2 separate regions of the Homo sapiens genome follow, and region 2 is linked to region 1. The links are chromatin loops, found by intact Hi-C in ENCODE. Cell type or tissue: K562. All regions are shown on one strand. Each heading gives the region's core, and the rest is flanking DNA. Links, peaks and the distances in the headings are about the cores only.

The links. Peaks named below come from ENCODE experiments on the same cell type or tissue, not always from the same donor. Only the 100,000 strongest peaks of a DNase experiment are listed, where the experiment ranks them.
Region 2: a loop joins it to region 1, with 14 times the contacts of the local background. A loop is called at or near these places in 29 of 110 quality-filtered maps.

The regions. Positions count from the first base shown.
Region 1 is chr5:159,438,193-159,450,753 of GRCh38, forward strand. It overlaps LINC01845 (long intergenic non-protein coding RNA 1845), which reads right to left. Exons shown (of 7, transcript NR_027110.2): 7 at 10,364-11,264. Among named protein-coding and RNA genes, the nearest start is that of LINC01845, 22 kb to the right of the region's middle. RefSeq lists a silencer at 2,112-2,161. In K562, for the core only: CTCF peaks have their summits at 3,372 and 6,490 (motif pointing right); no DNase peak of the experiment used is centred there; H3K27me3 peaks cover 701 bases.
Region 2 is chr5:159,960,222-159,972,782 of GRCh38, forward strand. It overlaps ADRA1B (adrenoceptor alpha 1B), which reads left to right. Exons shown (of 2, transcript NM_000679.4): 2 at 11,658-12,561. The coding sequence ends at 12,271. Among named protein-coding and RNA genes, the nearest start is that of TTC1, 43 kb to the right of the region's middle. In K562, for the core only: a CTCF peak has its summit at 5,533; a DNase peak (open chromatin) is centred at 5,520; H3K27me3 peaks cover 1,460 bases.

The sequences.
Region 1 (12,561 bases), core at 2,454-10,453:
GTCTCAGAGCTGGAGCTTGTAAATTTCAGGGCTCCCATCTGGGTCTGGAGGATAGTGGTTTCAGGGAGTGGTTTCTTTATGTGCAAAGAAAACTGCTATTCAAATCCCATCTCACTTCACATTTCAAAACTCTGCTCATAGGCCAGTGTGTGTGCACATCCGTGATTGTCAACAGGCATCCAGGGATGGGGCGGGAAGTGATGCTCCATGGCCACCATAGGTCAGATAGGAACTGGGAGGCTGACATATAATGAATTAGGCGTTGCTTCATTTTCTGATCAGCATCACCTTCAGCTGATGCTCATCTAGCAAGGCTGCCTTTGAGGAAATCTGAGCAGTGTGTAGTAATAACATATTTGAGCACTCATTACAAGCCAGGAACTACATTAAGCATGATATACACACCACCTCACTTAGTGCTCAAACAATGCTATCACAGATTTCATTACCCCTGGTTGAGAGATGGGGAAACCAAGTGGCAAAGTGGGTTGCCCCATGGCTGAGGCAAGATTCGGACCCAGGTCAGACTCTTTAAGTGTACAAATTGAACACCTGTATCTCTGACTACTGTGTGAAAAATAGAATGTAGGAGAGCAAAGACGGATGCAGAGAGACCAGTTAGGAGGCAACTGAAGTAGTCCAGGTAAGACAAAACAGTTGCTTGGACTAAGATGGTACTATGGAAGTAGTAAGAAGTGGGTGAATTCAGAATATAGTTGAAAGAAAGGCAAAACAACAGGGCTTGTCAATGGAGTGGAGGTGAGCCATATGGGAAAGAGATGAATCAAGGATAAGACCTAGACTTTTGGCCTCAGCAACAAAGTACAAGGAGGTGCCGTTTAGTGAGATGGAGTTGTTAAGGGCAGGAGAGAGTTTGGCGGTGGGTGTCCAGAGTTAACTTGGTGGGTCAATTAGACAACCATGTGGAGACATGACCAGGGGAGAGGTGGGGGAAGGAGGTGTGGATTTGTCACCAGTTTATGGATCCAATTTAAAGTCTTGGGGTGGGTGGATGAGATCATCAAATGGAGGATTATAAATAGAAAAATAGCCAAGGGCAGAACTTTGTAGAGCCTAACAATTAAAGGTCAAGTTGAGGAGGGGTAGTGGGCAGAGGAGACTGAGAAGGAATAGCAGCAGGTAGGAGGACAACCAGGTACTGATCAAAGAGGAACCATGTTTTAAGAAGGAGGGGTGATCATCTGCTCACTGGCACAGAAGGTCAAGTAAGACAAGGAGACAGTTGGCCAGTGGCTTTGGCAAAGTATAGCCCATTGTTGACTTTGACATTTCAGGAGGAATGAATGGTTTAGACCTGTCATGTTGGCTGTCCTTGAATTTCTGGGCAAGAATTCCCAAGATTATGGCGCCTAGAGATGGCAGAGCTGACATTCAGACAGTCCCAGGTTTGAACCTCAGATCTGCCAGTAGCTGTGTGACCTTGGGCAGTTACTATCCCTTCTTGAACTTCATTTTCCTCATCTATGCAATGGGAGTGATAATGCTTACAACTTGAGGCAAGGATTGAATGAAATAATAAGTAAAAACATAAAGCAGCAAATACTTAGGAGGTATTAGATATTTTTATTCTTTTTATTTTAAAAATAAAGACAGGATCTCACTCTATCACCCAGGCCGGAGTGCAGTGATATGATCATAGTTCACTGCAGCCTCGACCTCCTGGGCTCAAGTGATCCTCCTGCCTCAGCCACCTGAGTAGCTGGAACTACAGGCATGCACCACCATGCCTGGAGAATTTTTTATTTTTAGTAGAGATGGGGGTCTCACTATGTTGCCCAGGCTGGTCTTGATCTCCTGACCTCAAGTGATCCTCCCGCCTTGGCCTACCAAAGTGCTGAGATTACAGGCATGAGTTACTGTGCCTGGCTTATTATTTTAATTTTTATATATTTTTAAAACCATTGTTAGCACAAGAGTGATACCTATATTTCTGAGAAAAACCAATGACCTAATTTTGAGCAGAGCTTTATTAATGCCAGGGAATCTGACGGAAAATTCTTTGAGGGTTGAGACATTCTTTTCCCTGTGCCACCCCAAATGTCCAGCACCTAAGTAGATTTAATCCAATCAGGTCAATCCCTATTCTGAGCAGTTTTATATTGCTCCCTAGGAAGAGACCTAGATCCCTACCTGGGCTCACAAGACTGGGTAGTCTGGTTCCACCTACCTGTGCTGCCTGGTCACACACCATACTCCCCCGGCGACTCTCAGTTCCCCAACGACGGCACTGTGCTTGGTCCATGCGCTATGGGGCGCTGCACATTCTGTTGCCTCCCCTACACACTTCCTTCCCTGTCCTCTTCCCTGTGTTCATTTCTTCTTGTCTCCTGGGGCAGTGGTTACTTCCCCAGGAAGCCCTTCCTGAACTTCTGGACCAGGTCGATTCCTTTCTTAGAGGCTACCAGAGCCCCTGTTCCTCTCCTTCCTGGCACTTAACATATTTCTGGTCATACATTCTTGGTGCACATCTTAGTTTAACACCTGACTTTATCACTAGACTCTAAGCACATGGGGGCAGGAGCAGACCTGTTTTGCTCACCAGTGTGTGCCTTGTATTGAGCCCAGGGCCTGGTACACAGTAGGAGGGCAACACATAATTGTGGACTGAGTGAGTGAGTGGGTATTTAATGCAATGAATACATGAGCAGATGGCTTTCCCTTTGTAGAGCAAAGCAGGTGTCTCCAAAAGGTTGTTGGAAAGGCAAATATAATACCAAATCCTATTTCATTTACTTTAATTACAATACTAAGGAGTGGAATAAATCTTGCCCTTGAAATGTAATAAAAGCATACTTTAAAATCCCAGCTGTCTTTTTCACTGGCTTATTTTTAAAAATGATAATTTCCTGATAAGCCACAAGTAAGACCACTTAAAATAGATTCCTGACTTGGCTCGGCCACTAACTAGCTGCTGATCATAGACAAGTCACTTACACTCTGCATGTCAGCATTTGCAGTGTATGGTTCTTGTGAGGCTCTGGGTCGATGGCGTGAGAGCCCTTTGATAGCAAGCTCTTATTTATTATCCATTATTCTCAGTCTTATTAATAATAAGAAGGAACAGGCTGCGTGCCAGAGATAGTTGAGTAGATTTGCAGGGCTGGAGGATTGAGGCCACAGAGAAAAATGAAAAGAAATAAGATTGGTTGAGAAATATTTAAGGGGGGGGGGGTTGGGAAATGAAGGGTGGAGGGGACCAGAGACAATAATGGCTGGGGGTTTATGTCTATCAGGCTGAGTAAAAGGTGGGGCTGTTGGTGACCTGAATAAAATCCCTCTCATGGCCAAATTCTTAGAAACTGCACAGGGAAGGAGAGAAAGGAATCAACTCCTTGGCTCACCATGTGGTGGCATAAGAGAGATGCCGAGTGACTCCCAGGTGACCTTGGCTGATCAGAGCTGTGGCTCTGAGGTCGGGGAGGCTGGCAGCTACTGGTGAGGAGGGTGAAGCTGGTGGTGCTTGGTCCACCAGGCAAATTATGCTGCCCAGCGCAACCTGAGCTCCACCACTAGGAGGGGACACAGAAGCCCCCAGGCCTGGGAGAAGGAGCAAAGCCAGCAGGACAGGGAGGGGAGGGGTGTGGAATCCAGGCCTTCAGGGCTGGGCAGAAAATGGAAAAAATTGGGCAGCCCAGAGGCGATGGGGTCTCGAAGAGCCCAGCCCAGTTAAAGGGCAGCAGCACGTCAGCAACAAGCAGCTTGCGCTGTGTGAGGATGCGGCACCCACCGTCTCTATCTAGCTTTTCCAGAGAGGTTGCGCGTCCTTAGTTTTAAATGTGGAATCATGCCATTTGCAGAAAAACAAAAAGCAACCAAGCAAACAACAACAACAACACCTCTGCAGGCCAAACAGGACAGGTCTGATGACTGTGCCTGGGCTGCTCTTTTGTGATCTCATTTGATGCCCCACTTCGGGGCTCCAGACAGGTCCCTGCCCTCCCCGTTCCGGGGTGGGGATGGAGAAGACCATTTGACTCTGTGGGAAAGGGTCCTGTAAGCTCACCTAACCCATCTTCCATCTTTAAGAAAACCACTAGAAGTGAACAAACATAGAGTAAAATGTCAGCTCGCCGTAGGTGCTATGAATAAAGATAATGCAGGGTCAAGGGGAGAGAGAGTGATGGAAGCATTGATTTTCGGTTGGACGACCAGGAGAGGTCTCTGTATCCTTCCTCCTCCTGCGCTCTCAGCGGCTTAACAAGATTTCACCAGGTTTCCCGGGCTTCATTCATAGGTGCTAATGAGCAGCTGGGGGTTGACTGAGTAGCTACAGTAATCCAAAAGGGCTTCCCTTCCACCCTCTACATCCCTGGCCTTAGAATTAGCCTCAGCCCCAGCAAAGGTAGCAGGTGCAAAGCCAAAATCCTGATTACGAGTAAGTATTTTTGCCTCTACAGCTGGAAGCAGCTGGCCGCTGAGTCTGGGATGGGAGGAGGCTGCATGCTGCAGGACAGCAGCTGGGGGAGGGGAGGAAGCAGGAGCCACCAGCTTCTGGCCATGGTTGTTCATCTCCCGCTCAGCCTTACTCAGAGGGCACTTGACAGACATAAGGGATGTGGTCAGTCAGGGCCGGTCCCGCTGCCTCACATATGTCTTCTCTCACCCAGGTCTCCCTGCCTGAAATCTTATCATCAGACAGTAACTTTCCTGAAAGCTGCAGTGGCATCTCTAAATCTCTTCTTTTCCAAGACAGAAAACTGTGGGAGTTGTAATGCTTCCCATCTCAAAGAGAAAAAGAGTTCTCACTGTGAGCTGTAAGGCCATCTGTGATATGCAGCCCCAACTCACTGGGATGGCTACATAATTTTGGGGGCCCAGTGCAAAATGACAAATTGGCCTGCAGCATTATTGCCATCTCCCTGAGCACAGAGATTTCTGTCTTTTTGTTTTGGCTTGATGATGGCTCTATCTTCAGTGCCTGGCACCTGATAGAGGCTTACTATTTTGTTGTTAGTGTTGAATAAAAGCATAGTGTTTGAGTCATGATGTGGATGTATTGGTAGGACTTCTTTCAACATTTATTAAGTTTTTTTGGCATTGGGCTAAGGAAGTGGGGTTTCAGCCCTGGCTTCACAGGGGAATTGCTCCAGCAATTCTTAAAAATCCCAATGCCAGGCTTTACTTTGGACTAGTTATGTCAGAATCTAGTGGGGGTGTGTGAGGGGCCGTCAGCATTTTCAAGCTCCCCAGCTGATTTCAATGTGCAGCCAAGTTTGAGGACCGGTGCGCTGGCTCAACCGCACTTGCTCTCAGTGGCTGTTGTGTATTGTTAGGCAGCTTGTTAACTGCTCAGAAGGTCCAGGGCCATTTTCAGATTTTCCAGATTGTTAAATTTGAGAAGGAGGGTCTGTCCTGTTAATAAGCTTGCCAGGGAATTTTGCTTATACCAAAGTTTGCAAACCTAAACTGTTCTCAATCCTATTCATTTTACAGACAGGAAAAAAGAGACAGAGAGAGGTTAAGTAGTTTGCCCACGGTAACAAAGTAGGTAACTGGCAGAACCAGGATTTGAACCTAAGGCTTCTGAGCTTACCTAGTAGCTTCTCTGCTTTTTCTTTTTGTTTTTGTTTTTTTAAGATGGAGCCTCGCTCTGTCACCCAGGCTGGAGTGCCGTGGTGCGATCTCAGCTCACTGCAACCTCTGCCTCCCGGGTTCAAGCGATTCTCCTACCTCAGCCTCCTGAGTAGCTGGGATTACAGGTGCGCGCCACCACACCCGGCTAATTTTTGTATTTTTAGTAGCAATGGTGTTTCACCATGTTGATCAGGCTGGTCTCCAACTCCTGACCTCATGATGTGCCTGCCTCGGCCTCCTAAAGTGCTGGGATTACAGGCGTGAGCCACTGTGCCTGGCGCTTCTCTGCTTTTTCTTTGTGATAAAAATCTAAGTGTGCTCCAGGAGTTGGTTGTGAAAATAAAATAAAGATAAGGTTAGGTGCAGTGGTTCATGCCTGTAATCCCAGCACTTTGGGAGACCAAGGTGGGAGGATCACTTGAGCTCAGGAGTTTGAGACCAGCCCAGGCAACATAACCTAGTAAGACCCCACCCCCATCTCTACAAATAATAAAAAAGATAAGATTAAGAGGATATGCATGTTATATTGTATATTTTGAAGATGGAGAAGTTGGTATTTCTACTCCATGGTGAGGAAACAGGTCCAGCCTGGGGGACTAACTCCCACTCCCAGGGTCTTTGGGGCTTTAAGAGGCAGAGCTGGGATTGCAGATGTGGGCCATTTTCTCCAGACTCTTAGGTTTTGCAGGTGAATCATTCAACACCTAGGGCATCCCAGAATCCATGTTGATTGGTGCCTAATAGGCCTGTAACCAATGATGAGAAAGTGAGTGGCGGGAAGGCTGGCTAGGTGAGTGAGTGAACCAGTGAGTGTGAAGGAGTCATTTGTCTATTTCATGGATTCTTTCTATTTTTCAAGTAGAGTTGGATCACTAGAGGGCAATATCGGCCAAGAGAAAGAAGAATTCTTCACCACCGTTTCTAGGACTGGTGAAGGTAAGACATCTGTGTCTGTGGATTTAAACCAAAAAGGGAGACTCTAATTTACAGAGCAGTTAAAGTGAGCTTTGCTTTCCCCTGGGCTTTCAGGCTGATGAGAACCTTTCTCAAGCCCCATTAACACGTACAGCCACTCCAGACCTTTCTAGACTTAAAACCAACAGGGCAAACGGGAGAGGAGGGAAATCTTGGTTGGCCTGAAAAGTGGATGTTTATAGATAATAGGAGGTTTTAGAAAAAGACATTTTGTAGCTTCTCAGACTTTTACAACATTGATGGGAGTTAATGTTTCGAGAAATGGTATTATGATGAAGTTGTATGCTGAATTAATTTTCCATAAATAAGACCATACATTTCCACAGATTGCTTTGCCTGCTGTATAATGAGAGTGTGTGCTCTTGCTGGATGAGCATTCTCTCCCCTTCCTCCACCTACCGCCTCTTCTCTCCATGAGCCCTAGAGTAAAAGTGATCTGGGTATGTCTCCACTGGTTGTAAGGCCTTGAGTAAGTCACTTAATTCTTCTGAATCTCAGGGTCATCAATGGTGACATTGCAAGTTTGTCCTGAGGTTTAAACACAGAACATGTGGGTCTCCTTGGAACTCCTTTCAAGCTTCTGTTTCTTTGTCTTCTCTTCTCTGCTGTTCCATTAAGCACCAAAAGTTCTGATGTCAAAAGAGCAGCTAAGTCTTTACTGAGAATTCACCAGTTGCCCCTCCCTGGGGCCATCACTAACCCCAAGATGTGCATTTTGGAAGCTATCTGAATTGGAGGGGGCCCCTAAGGAATGAATTTCAAGTGAAAGCCTTTCAGACTCAGCACCTACTCAGTGCTAATAATCATTACTCCTATTAAGGACATACGATGTGCTAAGCATTGTGCTGAAGGTTTTGTAGGCATTACCTCCCTTAATCCTTGCCACAAACCTTATGAGGTAGGTGTTTTGTTACATCTTTTTTACAGATGGGGAAACTGAGGATCAGAGAACTTAAGTAACCTAGCCAAGGTCACACAGCTATTAAGTGGCAAAGCTGGAGTCAATCCCAGGTCTGATTCCAACCCTTATGGTCAAGAAGGGGGCTAGGAATAACATATGTGTATCATTCACCCCATGCCAGGGTGACTTCCATAGAAAGGTTGTATGTCCAGGATACCAGAAGGAAGAGGAGGCCACACACGATAGAAACACCTGGAGACACTTCCCAGAAGTGGGGTCATTTGAGCAGGGCCCTGAGGATTAGTCTGGGTTCTGGCAGACAGAGATGAGGAGGGAAGAGAGTATTAGAGGAAAGACCAAATGCAAAGACAAGGAGACTGGAGAGCATGGCATTTGTTTTGGGGATGTGGATGTATCCAGTAATGTGCCACCATATGAGCGGGTGCTACCTATCATTATTTGCATTTTACACATTAGGAAAATGAGGCACAGAGAGGGTAACTGATTTGGCCAAGGTCACACAGCTAAGTGGCAGGGCTGGAATTTAAACTGCCATCTCTCTGACTCCACTTCCACAGGGTAGAGAGCACATATGGATCTCAATTCAGTCACAACTAAGAGAAAGGCTTTAGTACCTGCGGCTTCTCGGAGGATCCCAGGGCCAGCAGCCCAGCCATGCCAGAGGTTTGCACATCAATATGCCCCTGACCTGGAAATGTAGCGGGGAGAATAGTGGGGACAGGACAATGTTCAAGTTCTAAGACACCAACAGTAAGAATCTACCTTTGCGCCACACCCAGCTTTCTTCTCACTCCCGCCTTGGGATCAGATTACTCTCTTGCATTCTTTTACATTTCATAAAAACTGTTCATTAACCATGTGCCAGACCCTTAAACAATACTGAGGCAGAAGGTTGGTTTAGAAACCTGTGGGAGGTCATGTAGTGAGCAAGTGGTAGATGGAGGATTCATTCCCAGCCTGGGCTGCTCACTGCTGTGCTATTCCCCTCTCTTGGGGAAAAGAGCAGGGGACAGATGAAGAGATGGGCTCTTGTGAAGCCCATCCTGTTTCTCCTAATGGCCCCACAAGGCAGCTGGTTATAGGTGAGGCTCAGGAGCTCTGAATGGTTTACCAGGGCTGGTGGAATCAACACAGGAGTCCAGATCCTGACCCTTCATGCTGCGCCACGTCCACCTGCCCTCAGAGTCTCCAGGCCACCACCTCTCCTCCAGTCTGTCCCCAGGCAGCAGTTGCTGGTGGACCCTGGGTGTCTCCAACACCACCACAGCCAAGGTCCTGGCCTCAGGCTCTTGTTAACCTGAGAACTTCTGCCTGCAGGGGGCAGGGACCCCAGGCCCCTGGTAGTTCTGTTTATGTGGGTTTTGGAATCAATGGAGTCATGGCTGGTTTCATTCTATGGCCAGAAACTGCCTTGGTCCTAGAGGGACATTTATAGGGCCCCAGGCAATATCCACAGATGGACCAGATGCTGATGTTGGCATACACACAGAAATCCTGTTTGGAGAAAAGTAAGGTATAAAGGGCACCAGAGGGGATCCCCTGCCATGGAATTAAGGGGAATCACCAAGGTAGTGATGAGAGTGGAGACTCATCTCCATGTGTTTGTGGAGGAAAGAAGGGAGTATGTGCATTTATTCATTCATTCATTTATACATATTATTCACTCAACAGACACAGGTGGGGAGCCTATTATGTACCAAGGAATGTGCTAGGCATCAGAGAAATAGCGGGGTACAGAACAGAGTGAATCCTTACCCTCACAGAGCCCCCTCACTATACTGGTGATGACAGGCATTGGGGAAGGGGAACAGCTGATGAGCACATAAATCAAATACCTAAGTTAGGTGATGGGGGAAAGTGACATGGATGGAAACAAACCAGGGAAGGGGCTGGGAGGTCTGGTGGGTGGGATTTGTTTGGAATGGATCATCATCCTCACTCCAAAAGGAGCTAGAATTTGGTTCTTTATCTCGTAAACAAATGGGTCTTAATTTAGAGAATCCAGATTCACTCCTCAGGGGTAAACTGCAGGCAAAGCTCCAATACCTCAGCGGGGAATGCTTGGAGCCAAAATGACATGAGAGTGAAGTTTCTCTTGGCTCCTCACAGCATCAGTGAACTCTCAGCTGATGGGGTAAGGGAGGTGGTTTGCACCCAGAAGCCCGGGCCCATTCTCATAAGGTGGGGATGGCAGTAGCACTTCCAGGAGAAGGTGTCGGTGAAGACCAGAATGTTCTGGTGTCCTATCACACAGTAGGGTGACTACGTCAACAGTAAGGTGTTTTATATGTCAAAATAGCTAGAAGTGAGAATTTTGAATGTTCCCACTACAAAGAAGTGGTAGATGCTGGCAGAGATGGGTACACTAATTACCCTGAGCTGATTATTACACAATGCATACATGTACCAAAACATCACACTGTATGTACCCCATAAATATGCACAATCGTTATGCATCAATTTCTTAAACAGACCAAAATGAATATGTGTCCCTGTGCCACGGGTTGCCTGTAGAGGTGCAGGGCTTCTTGCTGTCTGTTATGGAAGCAGTCGGGCCTTTTCCCGACTCCCAGTGAGATGGCCAGGAGATCTGGGGCTCAGTTTTCCTGAAACAAAGATAAGGACCCAGAGTGTGACTTCAGCTCACCATGTTGTTACACGTTAAAGCGTGGTCTTGGTGCCCGAACTAAATTTGAATCAGCTGCCTTCTATTAGGGCCTCCTTTCGAAGTCTCTGGTGGCCAAAGAAACACAAATTTATGACAGAGTGGCTTTGCTTTGTAAACTTAAGCCCTCAAAAGGGGACTTCACTGGGAATCTCTATTAAGATATTTATGAACTTCATTTTTTAAAAAAATAGTAAATATGATCAGCTTTGAATTATTTGATTTATTTTCATTAATTGCCAGTCATCCAAAAGAATTTATTGAGCACTTGTAGGTACCAGACACTGTTCTAGGCACAGATGTGAGCAAGATACATATGGCCCCTGTTCTAATGTAGCACACAGTGTGGTATTGACACAGAGTAAATGGGTAGTCGTAACATGGGGCTCTGAGAGGGGAAGGAAGCGGGTATCTTAGGAGATACTTAAAGGTCAGGGATGGCTTCATGGAGGAAGGAGTTAGCTGGATGAAGAGTGGTGGGAGCAATGTAGATGCCCAGGTGAGAGTGGGGCCAGCCTGGAGTGGAGAGGGCATTGAGCACACAGCTAGAGTGTCATAACCTGGGGAGGGCGGTTTAGGGAGGTGAAGGAGAGAGATGCTAGGGCTGCCAGAGCAAAGTATCACCGACTGGGTGGTTAAAACAACAGAAATGTATGTTCTCATCATTCTGGAGGCAGGAAGTTTGAGATCCAGGTGTTAGCTGGGTTGGTTTCTCCTGAGGCCTCTCTCCTTGGGTGGTAATGGCCATTTTCCTCTTTGCCTTCACATGGGCTTCCCTCTGTTCGTGTCTGTGTCCTTATCTCCTTTTTGTATAAAGACGTCAGGCATATTGAATTAAGGGCCCCCACACATGACCTCATTTTAACTTAATTACCTCGTTAAAGACTCTATCTACAAATACAGTCATGTTCTGAATTACTGGAGGCTGGGGCTTCAATGTATGAATTTTATGGGACACAATTCAGCCTGTAATGGATGCATAGTCACTGGATCAAGCAAGGCCTTGGAACCATGTTAAGAAACATGGACTTTATCTGGAAGGCAAGGGGGAGTCACTGAAGAGTCTTACACAGAGCGGCGATGCTCATGTTTACATTTGGCAGAGATCTTACAGCAGCGAGGGGAAAATTGGAGAAGGATAGAGTTGGGTTCAGAAGCTATGAGGATGTTGTCTAAGAAAATTCTTGGCAGAGGGAGATTAGGAGGTAGAAACTGCAGAACCTGTGATGGGTCACTCCTGAGGGGCAGAGCAGGGGAGTGTCAAGGTAAGCTGGATTTCTGGTTTGGGCCACTGGGTGCACCATGGAAATCTTCACTGAGAGTCGTGGTCTGGGTGAGGGAAAGGAGGTGAGTCCAACATTAGGGGGGCATGCTGAGTTTCAGGGCCCTTTGGGACATCTGAGTGGGGCAGGTCTCAAGCTCCTGAAATAATTCTGGGTTGGAGATATGGATTTAGGACTCATTAGCTTGGATGGTAGTTGAAGCCATGGGAATGGATGCGGGAGGGGGGCTAGCCATGAGTTTGAATATTCAGAAGGGAGCTGGCAACTCTTCTTACTAATGCTGGAGACGTGTATGTGCCCAGAATGACTAACACCTCCGCTCATATGAAGGCCCAGTTAATCTTCAAGCCCAGGTTTTCCTCTCTGAGGAACCACTGGGGTCCTGGGGTAAGAGAGGATCTTGGGTCTCCTGGGCATTTTCTCCCTTCCCAAGACCTGAGGATGTTTAATCAATTTTTGATAGTTGATGAGTCACTGGATGCCTTCCCAGCTGAGTCAGCGAAGGTACCCCTCCTGGGAAGCACAACCCAGGCAGTTCCAAGTACCGGCCTTGTTTATCAGAGGGATGGGACGAGAGGGTGAGGTGTGACTTCCCAGAGCAGCGAGCTTCAGTGTCTGACTACATGGGGCAAGGAAAGACACCAGTGGACAAAAGGTATTTGCTGGGCTTAAGGGTGCGTGACGCATGTTTTTGGTAGTAGTAGCAGATTTGTCTTTTTAAGATGTCTTTTTTGAGCCACTTTTAAAATAACAACAGCTGACATTTATAGAATCTTCATCAGCTTCCAGACAATGTGCTAAGCATTTTACCTGCATTGTCTCAATTCGTCCTTACAGGGAAGCACTGTGGTTATTCCGATTGTACTAAGGATGTGATAGAAGTCACACGATGTGACTTCTGAGGCTAGGACATGAAAGCGTCTACCTGGCTCTCTCAGTCTGTCTCAGGATGTATGCCAGGGAGCCACAAGCCAACTTGTGAAATGTTTGGTTACCCTGCAGGTGCTGTGCTGGAGAGAGCATGTGGAGAGACACCACAGAGAGTGATGTCCAAGGATCCTCTGCTGTTCTAGCCTCCAGATGTTTGGTACCAAATGGAGAGTGAGTGAGGCTTCCAACCC
Region 2 (12,561 bases), core at 2,183-10,182, 520 kb after region 1:
GGAGAGAAAAGGGTATCTCAGACCAGTGTGGACAGCGTGAATAAAGGGAAAGGGGCCAGAAAAGTCAATGCTCTTGCAGAGAATCAGTCCATTGCAGCCACGTTGAATAGGTCTTATATTCTAACCTAAGCAGTTTGAACTTTATCCTACAAACTAGAGGAGTCACTGGAGGATTGGGGCCAAGGGGGTCAACCCCATAGTGAGGTGGCTCTCAGCCCAGCCTGTGCTCACCCATGAATCCCAAGATACACACAAAAATAGTTCTTAAAAGTAAAATTGTAATGCGGGCTAAGGCAATACTTCTCACCTCAGGATCTTGTTAAAAAGTAGATTTTGAACTGAACATGGGGACACCTGCCTGTAGTTCCAACTACTCAGGAGGCTGAAGCAGGAGGATCACTTGAACCCAGCAATCAAGGCCAGTCTGGCCTGGGCAACATAGCAAGTTCAGATCCAGCCTGGGCAATACAGAAAGACCCCAGCTCTTAAAAAAAAAAAAAAAAAAAGCAGATTCTGATGCACTGGATCAGAGATTCTGCATTTCTAACCAGCACTCAGGTGCTGCTTATCCATGAACCTCATTTTGCATAGCCAGAGGCTAATGCATTTTGGTTTTATTATTTTTATCACTATTATTCATGCAACACCTGCTGGCTGAGTGCCTTTCACGTGTCAGGCACTGTGCTAGGTAGGCCTTGGGCACAGAGAGAAGAGTCAGACATGAACCCTCTTTTCTAGTCATTCACAGTCTAATCAGAGGAGATGAGAATATAGACCTAAGCAATTGTAATCCAAGGTTCAAAGGGACAAATGCCACATTTTAGTTTCAGAAAAAGTGCTTTGACAATTCAGCATTCCCAGTTAAGGGAGAAATTCCCTAGTGTTTAAGGAAATGAATAAATGCTCCTTTTCCTTATTATTAAACGAGTAAAAACCCACACTTCAAAATTGGATTTTAATTAGAGTCCACCACATACTAGGCATGTGACCTTGTTAACCTCTTAAGCCTTAATTTCCTCCTCTGCAAAATGAAATACATAGTAGCAGGGCTGTTGGAGAATTACAATAGAGAATGTTTGTAAATGTGGTACCTTAATAACTGGTTTTGGAATGGAGTTGTTGCAAAAGGTGGCTGTGGTTATTATTGTTTTCAGCATTTGTTTTAAAACTTAACATGGCTCTATTGGCCCAAAGATATTGTATTCACTGGACAAGTTTATGATCTCATTCCAGGGTTAAGTGGCAAATAAAAATGGAAAAACCTTGAAGGGAATTTCCAAATCCAAGGAAACCTTCTTTTACAAAGCTGGTGCTGACAGAAGCAGCATATTATTGTAAATTTTTCCAGTTTTTACTGGACCAAATTGTTTCAGCTGAGGAGATGTGGTTTGCCTGACGGTGTAGCCAAATGCCCCTAATAAGAGCCACACTGCAAAGGAGTTCCACTCCATTTACAAGAGGATCAAAACAGTTTCTCCACCCACTGACTCCCCTGAGGTCATTGGCTTGTTTGACACTGACTGTGAAATAAATCAAATCAAATTTATAATCCCAGAGTCCCAGAATGTCAGGGCCCAGAGGGATGTTAGAAACCACCCAGCCCATGGCTGGCATTTTGTAGACCAGATAAATGATGCTTTAGGTCCCCACGCCACACTGCAGTCTCTGAGCCTGCTCATTGCCTCATTTCTTCAGCCAATATTGAGTGAAGGCCAATGGATTTAAGAATATGTAAAGTCAGCGCTTTGGGAGGCCGAGGCGAGGTTAGGAGTTCAAGACCAGTCTGGTCAACATGATGAAATCCTGTCTCTATCAAAAAATACAAAAATTAGCCATGCGTGATGACATGCACTATAGTCCCAGCTACTCGGGAAGCTGAAGCAGGAGAATCACTTGAACCTGGGAGGTAGAAGTTGCAGTGAGCCGAGATTGCACCACTGTGCTCCAGCCTGGGCAACAGAGTGAGACCCTGTCTCAAAGAAAAAAGAATATGTAAAGAATAAAAAGATTCCTCCATTTATGCCCCACAGTAAGGAGATAGGGACAGGGGACCACAGGCACATCAGGAACTAACGAGGGGGCTGCTGGGGGCTTAATAACAAAAGATTTCATTTAAAAACTGTCTTTCTCAGGGACCTCAGACTGGTGCTGCCATCTGTCTGAGTGGTGCTGCCATCCGTCTGATTTCATTTCAAACCTCTCAAATCATCAGGTTTCATTTTCATTTCAAATCTCTCAAATCATCTCATTTCATTTTAAACCTGTCTCTCACCTGTGAGGGACCTCGCACTGGTGCTGCCGTCTACCCATTTCTTCATCTGTAAAATAGGGATAATCCCACCCTGCTCAGGGAGCTGTTGTCAGGATTAAATGAAACAGGAGCTAAAAAAGTTGGCGGCACATAACAAGGACCCAATACGCACAGCATCTTTTGGCTTGTTTTTCAGCTTTTTTTTTTTTTTTTTTTGAGACAAGGTCTCGCTCTATTGCCCAGCCTGGAATGCAGTGATGCGATCATAGCTCACTTCAGCCTCAACCTCCTGAGCTCAAGCAATCCTCCCACCTCAGCCTCCCGAGTAGCTGGTCCACAGGTGTGGGGGCCACCACACCTGGCTATTTTTTTTTTTTTTTTTTTTTTTTACTTTTTGGCTTGTTTGGTTTTTAGCTTTTATTTCTTTTTCTTTTCTTTCTTTCTTTCTTTTTCTTTTCTTTTCTTTTTTTTTTTTTTTTTGAAACAACGTCTATGTTGCCCAGGTTGTTCTCAAACTCCTGGACTCGTGCGATCCTCCTGCTTCAGCCTTCCAAAGTCCTAGGATTATAGCCATGAGCCATTGCACCTGGCCTTTTAGCTTTTAGATAACATTCATTGGATTTTCCCCAGTTACAGAAGGAATTTGTGTTCATGGAGAACATTTTGGAAAACACCAAAAAGCACAGAGAAGGAAAATTCACCCATAATTTCCCCACACTCAAAGATAAGCACAGTTGACATTCCAGTACACACCCTCCCAGACCTTTCTATACATGAGCATTATGTTGAGACTTGACAGTGAATAAACAAAAAAAGTATATATATATATATATATATCCACACACATAAGTATGTATATTTTGTTTTCCTGTGAGCTGCATTGTGGTGATTAAGAGCCTCTGTCACAGCTGCCTATATTTAAATTCTAACTCTATTACCTACTAGCTCTGTGGCCTCGGGCAACTTACCTATATCAAATTTGAGTTTCTGTTCCCCTGTGTGTAAGAATCATGGCCCCCCAGGCCAGCCATGCAGGTTGGACACAGTCATCAAGAATTGTTGTAAAGGACAGTATGAATGGTGCCTTCTAGAGCACAGTCATGATGGACTGCCTTGGGAACAGTGGCTGTTGAAGGAGTAACTGGCCCAACAGTGGTTAAGCACTTAGCCCATCGCCTGGCACAGAGTCAGAGCTTGTTAAATGGTAGCTGCTATTCTACAGACATGCCCTGAGGTTTTGATGAGTGGCCCTCAGGTTCACGGAGTGTTGAGACCTCCACTGTTCATTGTTCACTGTTCAGATTTGTTGAATGTCAGCTTAAGGATGACCTGCTGGGGCCATGTCCAGCCAAGAAATGTTTTTCCCTGTGTATATCCTGCTCAATGTGAGCCTTTGACCCTTGCACTTCTCAGTCCCTCTAAATCGCCCTTGGGCACTCAAAGACTAAGTGATGTGGGTGGGCTCACGGCAACATCTGTTCCTCGATTTATCCCTCCTCCCCTCACCACCCCACCCCGGAAAAAAAAGAATAAAATAATAGAAATGCTTCCCACATGTGGTTTCCCAGGGCTGCACCTACATAGCAGGAGAAATTCACTATGGATTTGGGTGGTGTGCAAGATTGAAATGACATCTAGAGATAGCACAAGAAACCGTGAGTCACATATTCAGTCAGTCCATCACTGAGCAAATATCTATTTCAGCACCTACTACGTGTGCCAGGGCCTGGGCTCTCCAGAGACAAAGTGGTTCCCTGTTCACTTCTCTTTCAATCCTTTAGGTTCCTCAGAGAGCAGTGCCTCTCAGTTTAGGGCCAAAATGTCTTCAGCACCTCTCAACCACTGCTAATCTCCCTTTTCGAGAAAGAGGGAGCAGGCCTCATTCACACCACAGTCTGGAGCTATCCAGGAGGTACAAACATTGTTTTGTTTTCATCTTATTTTCTCCACCATGATGTTTTATTTATAGTAAATGATGCAAGTTTTAAAATAGTGATAGAAAGCTTCCTTCAAAAGAATTGAGATACCAAAAACTAATTGACGCAAAGAAAAGCGCTAAGTAAATGGTGGTCCAGGTGGCAGAATGATGAATGCTTAGCAAGCTTTAGACCTGGGATGGGGGAGTCTCAACCCTTTGAGGGTTACTGATCCCCTTGAGACCATGACGACAGCTATGGACCCTAACCAAGAAAATATAGGAATGTTGCCCACAATTTTAGCAGGTTCAGGAACCACGTGGAGACCATAATTCAGCTGGTATTGGAAAGAGCAGTAGGGTAAGTCTCAATGCCCACACAGCACATAGACCTCATCCTCTTCACCACCTTCTTCATCTTGGTAGCAGTGGTACTGGTGGTAACAGCGGTGCTGGCAGTTGTAACAGTAGCAGCGCTCAAAGCAGTCATCATAGCTATACTTATTGAGTGCTTTCAATGTGCCAGGTACTTACCAAGCCTGAGCTCACCTCATCCGTACAGAAAATAATTATTACCCTCCCAATTTTCCAGGAAACCAAGCCTCACCAAACTTAAGGATCTTCTCCAAGGTCGCCCAGCTGAGAATGCCAGGGCTAGGGTTTGAACCCAGATCTACCTACCTGTGATGTCTGAGCAGGTCCTTAACCACTAAACTCCACTGCCTCAATAAATATTTGCTGAAGCAAATGAATGGCAACTTGAACAGGTCGTGGTGGCCACTCTGCCATTCACCAGTTGAGTGACCTTGAGTGAGTCACTCCCCTCACCCTCACTGGCCCTCCATTAAGGAAGGAGGCTTCCCAGGCCTGGCGAGCCATGATTCCAAGAGGCAGGGCAAGGAGCATCAGGAACATTCCATGAGCAAGGGAAGCGGAGGCAGGCTCAGGGCCAGGCTCGGGAACATGCACAGGGGGTTAGTGGCATTGTTAAAGAGCCCAGCGCAGCCCTGACTTCCAGCACAGAGTGTCCAGGCCTTCCAGGAACCCACACTTCCTGTTGTATTTACTCCCCTCACCCAGCAGCTTCACCCACCACACTCTTCTCCAGTGACAGGTCTGTTTGGCTGCCCAGGGGAAACGATCCCTGCCACACATCCTCTTACATGCCTAACAGGCTTAGCATCTTGTTACTTAACGACAGCTTCTTGGTTTCCACCAAGGCAGGCCAGTGCAGCAAACGGGACCCCCCTAATCCCAGCAGCTACTGTGCTGGCAGAGGAAGAAGGAGGAAGGAGGGGGTCGAAAAATTTGTGGCATCTGTGGCAGCCTGGCGGTCCAGTCCCTGACCCACACTGCCCCGCTGTGGTGAAAGTCTAGGGAAGCAGGCACGCCCCAGCAGGGATGGGCAAGGCTTTGGTCTCTGACTTCATGAGGGATCTGAATTTATTTATTTATTTATTTATTTTTTTGACACAGACCAGGCTGTAGAGCAATGGAGCGATCTCAGCTCACTGCAACTTCCACCTCCTGGGTTCAAGCGAGCATTTTGGCTAATTTGTGTATGTTTAGTAAAGACAGGGTTTTACCATGTTGGCGAGGCTGGTCTCAAACTCCTGACCTCAGGTAATCCGCCCTCCTTGGCCTCCCAAAGTGCTGGATTACAGGTGTGAGCCACCATACCCAGCCAGAACTCTGAATTTTAAGGCTGAAAAAGACCCAGCTCACACCACTCAATTAAAGAAAGAAAACAGGCACAAAACTGGAAAGCAGTTCACCCAAAATGATACATGTAGTAAAATAGACCCCAAATATGTTTCCTAAAATTAGATTTCCAGCCCAATCAGGGATTTACAGGGACAATAATTATTATTTAGTTAATTACTATTCATGCAGAGTTGACTGAGTGACAGACACCTGGGATCCAGAGTGCTCATAAGGACTCTACATGTTTTTACCTTGCTTAATCCTCACAACAATCAGAGAGGTCAGTACTATTATTAGCCCATCTTACTGATGAGGAACTAAGGCTTAGGGACAGTATGAAACTGGCCCAAGGTCACATGGCCAGAGCCAGGATTCTATTCCAGGGAGTCCCATTCCAATAAAAAAGGGGACTCCCTGTCAGAAGTCACTGAGGACTTGTTCAGGGTGCAAAGGAGGACAAAATAAAATGAAATGCAAATGGAACAAGAGGGCAAGATCAGTGTTCACCTACCAAACAAGTGAGGATTAAAAAGGCTGAAAGAGCCCAGAGGTGGGGAGTTGTAGGGAAAATGTCAGATTCAGGCACAGTTGATAGGTGGGTAAATTAGTACAACCAGTTCAAAAGGCAATTTGGCTGTCAGGGCTTAAATGTGGAAATGACCCAGTGATTCCTCATGTGAATTTATTGCACAGAAACACCCAAATGTGCATGAAAAAGTGAATGCATGTGGCTTTTCATCACTGCAGTCCGTAATAGCCAAAAATTGGAAATCACCTATAGAGAAGGCATTAAATAAAACTACCATCTATCCAGACAGTAGGATGTAATGCAGCCCTTGTGGGGTGGGGAGAGAAGTGAAATAGCACCACGTACTTTGACAAGGAAATATCTTTTACATACTGTAAGCAAAGAGAGCAATTTGGGGAAAGGTATGTGCAGTATGACCCCATTTTTTTAAATCTGGAAGGATTCCAAATAAAACTGTTAACTCTGATCCCTTCTGCTTAAGTGGAGTATTTTCACTCTAGACTTAACAGATTTTTTGTAATACGTATTTTTTAAATTCAGCATGTATTACTTTTGAAATAAAAAAAATATACAAATCTGGAGGGGAAAAGAAAAGAAATGAAGATATAGCTCCTTTCCAGAAGGAATTTACAATCTGGGTGATGAACTAGGATTCAGCCAGACCTGGGATGGCTTAACATGAAAAAGCAAACAATAAAATAACAAAATATGATCTGCTTGTATGAATTCTATGGGGTACAGAATAAATAAGTCCATCTGAGTTGAGTGGGGCTAATCAGAGCTGAGTTCCTGGAAGAGAATGGGTCAGGATATAAAGTATATTTAGAAAATGGTCACTATTTATTATTTTCAAGATGTCAGACTCTGTGTCAAGTATTTTACATGGATATTTTCATGTGTTCACAGTAACTCTATGACATAGATATTGTCCCCATTTTACAGATGGGAAAATTGAGGCTGAGATGGCTAATTAACTCTTCTAAAGCTGAACAGCCAATAACTCAAGAGAGGTTTCAATACGGGTCTGTGTCATCCCAAGTTCTGGGTTCCAGCCACTTGACCACACTGCCTAATCAGCCAAGGGCAAAGAATGGCCCTTGGCTTCTTCTTCTCAGAGGAATAAACAGTGTAATGAGCCCAAACCCAAAATGTGGCAGTAAATGCCCATGAGAAAAGTTGGCATCACCCCCTCACCTTTGGCTGAACACTTCTCAAGGCCATGGTCCTTGGAGGGTACATTGTAAGAAAACAGAGGCAAAAATCTAGCCCATCATTGTCCCTGACATGGTGCTTCCAGTGTGATGAACGTGAAGAACAACCAAAAAACGTATGCCGCGCAGACATAGGGGGAAAGTAAAATTTATGCCCCCTTCCTAATGCTACATGTGTTCTGTTGAATGGCCTCTTAGCTGCCATGGTGCAACACCACACCCCAAACTCATCTCTGCATTCCCACAGCTTGTCCTCATGCCTAGCACTTAGCAGGAGCTTAGTGTTTGTGGAACGGATGAATGAACGAACAAATGAATGGACATATAGCAAGTTAAATAACTATGACTATCATATACTGGTCTCTTGATCCAAAAAAATGGGACCAACAATAGTACCTTCCTCACTGGTACCTTCCGATTATAATTATTAAATAAGCTAGTGGTGTGAAGAGTTAGCACAGGACCTGCAGAGCACACACACAAGATAAATGCTGGCTATGATGAATCTTAGCTATTAGCATTATTGATATTTTTGTAACCTTTAAAAGAGCCAGTTTCTCAGGTTGCATCCCCATTAATCCATTTATCGCCTATTTCACAACCACCTTCAATGGGGTTGGCACCAAACAAAGTTATAATTTTTTCCTCAACAAACATGCTTTCCTGCTCTAGATCCTGTCCATGGTTTTGCCATGTTGGCCAGGATGGTCTCGAACTCCTGGTCTCAAGCGATCTGCCCACCTTCGCCTTCCAAAGTGCTGGGATTACAGGATCCCACCTCGGGCCATGGCTCCAGCCTCCATCCTGGGCCCTGTGTGTCCTCATGCAAAGTAATGTGCTGCCTGTATACACACTCATCCCTGTGTAATGCACAAGGCTTCGAAACTTTACCTCCCTCACTCTACTTCTTCCCCAAATTTTCTTTTTTGTAGAGACAGGAATCTCACTATGTTGCCCCGGCTGGTCTCAAAATCCTGGTCTCAAGTTATCCTCCTGCCTTGGCATCCCAAAACGCTGGGATTACAGACTTGAACCACCATGTCTGGCCCTCTCCAAAATTTATTCTCCAGTTTCCCATTTTGTCAAGGCCAGTTTCCTATGTTCTTCAGACTCAGTGACAGAAATAAGCCCATCCCTGTGAACAGAGACAACTCCCCACATCAGGGAATACTAGGTGCTCATACACCATAGTTGCATTTCAGCTGGGGCCTTCTGTACAGAGTCTTAATCCAAAAGAGTAGCTCCAATGGTGAGACCCAAATCTAATGGTGTGAGTCTTGTCACAAATCGGGTCACAAAATAGTGCCCTCCCTTGTCTCACCTCGACCAAACCTAGAAAGTAGCCCACTGCCTCATTTCCCCCAACCTAAAAAGAGGTCAGTACTTACACTTGGCACTTACATCCAGGTATGGATAACCCTCTTTCTAAGTTGAACTCCTGGCTGACTTACTCCTGCACCAGGAGCCCAGCCATTGCCCCCCAGCAGCCACTACTGAGTTACTGGGCAGAGAATTAGGAGTCAGGCTCCTGTATTTCTTCTTCTTGATTATTTGAGGTTTGAAACAGGCCAAATCTCAAATAATCAAGAAAGTGAAATGCTACAGAGAAGAAATTCAAGAGCAATCCAAAATCAAAGATGGGAATCCTTGTGGCATCTGTGCCAACCACCTCAGAGATTTCCAGCTACTCTCTAGGTCTTGGTGTCTCCACCTGCAAACTAGTTGGACTTGGCAGTTGCTAAGATCCCTCCCATTCAGATATGCTCTAAGAGTGTTGGCTCTTCTTTTCACAAATAGATTCAGTGATGATCCCAAAGACCAGGCCCTTGGGAAGCTCAGTCTGAGAAGTCAGGAATACAAAATATGCCACAAGCCAAGTGGCAGGGACAGAGACATGGTTAGAAGATACAAAATGTTCTAGAAAGTATTCCATTTTTTAAGATATTTAAATTTGTATATACAAGAGGAAAAATCTGAAAGTATACACACCAAAATATGGTATTTTGGCACTGCAGAGTTTTATATGTGCTTTTAAAATAGTTTCTCTTTTTGCATTTTTATATTTTCTCATCTTTACACAGAGTATTATTAATTGCATTTTTTTAAAAAAAAAACACATTTTTATTCAAATAGAATTTAGTCTAAATCCCAGATATATTACAAGCATGCTGTGTGACCTGGGGCAAGTCATTTAACCTCTCCAAGTTTCAGCTGACTTATATTTAAAATGGAAATTGTTTTTAATTTAATATTGCCATAAAATGTTTTGGGATCTCACATTCAGAGGGGTGAGTTAATCATGTTTCTTATTCATAATGTCTCATCATCATGAGTCTATGCCAGGCCTCTCTCTTATTATATTGATTTATTTCCTTTTATTCCCATTCCCATTTCCCTCTGCCTCCACCCCTAGGCATTCTGTCTTTAACATGTTTTTGTTAATTTGAATGTGTTTTTCCAAAATGCATGTGGTTGTTTGGTGAGCTACTTAAATGGTATTATGTCATAAATCTCATTCTATTTCCTACTTTTTTCACAAAGAACCATGTATTTCAGATCTTTCCACGTGGTCATGCAGACATGTCACCCTGGGCCTCTAAATGCTGCATAATATCTAAGAATGCATCTACCCCATTCTACTTTTCCCAGGGAGGGACATCCAGGTTGTCTCCCACCTCCTGTCACTACAAACAATATTGCCATGAGCCCCCTCATATATGAACCCTTATGGACTTGTGTGAAAATTCATTGAGATCTGTGTCCTGGAGCAAAATGGCTGGGTCACAAGGTGTATGTATACTTAGACCAAGTGCTAGCAGAGTCATCTCCAGGATGTGTGTACAGCCTGTGCCCCCACCAGCCATGAACAAAGCTCCTCGTGTCCCCACACCCCACACCCCTGTGTGAACTTGGAACTATGCAGCTTCCTAATTTTTGCCAGCCTATCAGGTATGTCCCTTTGTGGTTTTCGTTTTCGTTGTTGTTTTTGGAGAGACAGGGACTTGCTCTGACACCCAGGCTGGAGTGCAGTGCCACGATCATAGTTCACTGCAGCCTTGAACTCTTGGGCTCAAGGGATCCTCCTGCCTCAACCTCCCAAGTAGCTAGGACTACAGGCACGCACCAACACGCCTGGTTAATGCTTTCTTTTGTAGAGATGGGGTCCCCCTGTACTGCCCCGGCTGGTCTCAATCCCTTGGGCTCAAGTGATCCTCCTGCCTTGGTCTCCCAAAGTGCTGGGATTACAGGCATGAGCCACTGCACTCAGCCTCTTTGCGGTTTTTATTTGATTGCCTAATATTTTGATTATCTTTTCATATGTTCATTAGCCCTTGCGTTTCCTATTTTGTAAATTTCCTGCTACTTTCCATTGCCCATGTTTCTACTGGGAACACTTTTTCTTGCTGATTTGTAAGAGTTCCTCACATATTCTAAATATCAATCCCTTGACTGTTTTGGTCATTGTAAATATCTTCTCAGATTCTTGCCTCATGATTCGTCCTTTTGAAGTATTGTTTTTCTTCACCCCTAGATCAAAAAAATAGTCTTTTATGTTGTTCTCTTTTACCTTTAAAACGTTACCTTTCACATTTAGGTCTTTAATACACCTTCTGTTTTCCACGGAAACAAGTCGGCATCTACTTCATGACGTTTTGTGAAGGATAAACTAATATCGGGAAAGCACCTAGCACAGTGCCTGACCCAAAAGAGATGTGCAATTGTGGGCGATTATTGTTATCACTTAGATTGAAGGTGGCAAGTGCTGCCAGAGGAAACTATAGGAGCTTAGATGCTGTTTAACTAGATCAAGAAAGGTTTCATGGACAAAGGCGAAGTTATTGAGGCTGGCCCTAAAAATGAATGTAGGATTCATTGATTTTGAAATGCAAAGGGAAGTATTCCGGGCAGAGGAACCGGCTCGGGGAAAGGCCTGGCGGCAGGAACGCTGCAGGTTGACAATGTTGAGGAGAAGCATATTGGGGCGAGAGCTTGACTACTCACAAATTGCTGTCTTTCTGCCCGTGCCCACCCCCCTCCCCACTGCAGGCTCCTTGTTCTCCACCCTGAAGCCCCCCGACGCCGTGTTCAAGGTGGTGTTCTGGCTGGGCTACTTCAACAGCTGCCTCAACCCCATCATCTACCCATGCTCCAGCAAGGAGTTCAAGCGCGCTTTCGTGCGCATCCTCGGGTGCCAGTGCCGCGGCCGCGGCCGCCGCCGACGCCGCCGCCGCCGTCGCCTGGGCGGCTGCGCCTACACCTACCGGCCGTGGACGCGCGGCGGCTCGCTGGAGCGCTCGCAGTCGCGCAAGGACTCGCTGGACGACAGCGGCAGCTGCCTGAGCGGCAGCCAGCGGACCCTGCCCTCGGCCTCGCCGAGCCCGGGCTACCTGGGCCGCGGCGCGCCACCGCCAGTCGAGCTGTGCGCCTTCCCCGAGTGGAAGGCGCCCGGCGCCCTCCTGAGCCTGCCCGCGCCTGAGCCCCCCGGCCGCCGCGGCCGCCACGACTCGGGCCCGCTCTTCACCTTCAAGCTCCTGACCGAGCCCGAGAGCCCCGGGACCGACGGCGGCGCCAGCAACGGAGGCTGCGAGGCCGCGGCCGACGTGGCCAACGGGCAGCCGGGCTTCAAAAGCAACATGCCCCTGGCGCCCGGGCAGTTTTAGGGCCCCCGTGCGCAGCTTTCTTTCCCTGGGGAGGAAAACATCGTGGGGGGGAGGGGAGGGCGGGGCGGAGGGGGGAGGGGAGCGTCCACGCCGGGTAGACGCGCGCCCCAAGGGGAACCGGGGGGAGGGCCGGGGAGAGGGGCAGCTGCTTTTCTGGCAGGGGCATGGGTGCCAGGTACCACGCGGAAAGCCGGGCCGAGCATGCTGAGAGCCTGGGGGACCCGACGCCGCCGGGATTTACCTCTCTCTCTCCCTCTGTGTATATATAAACGAGTCCCTCTCTACTTGTA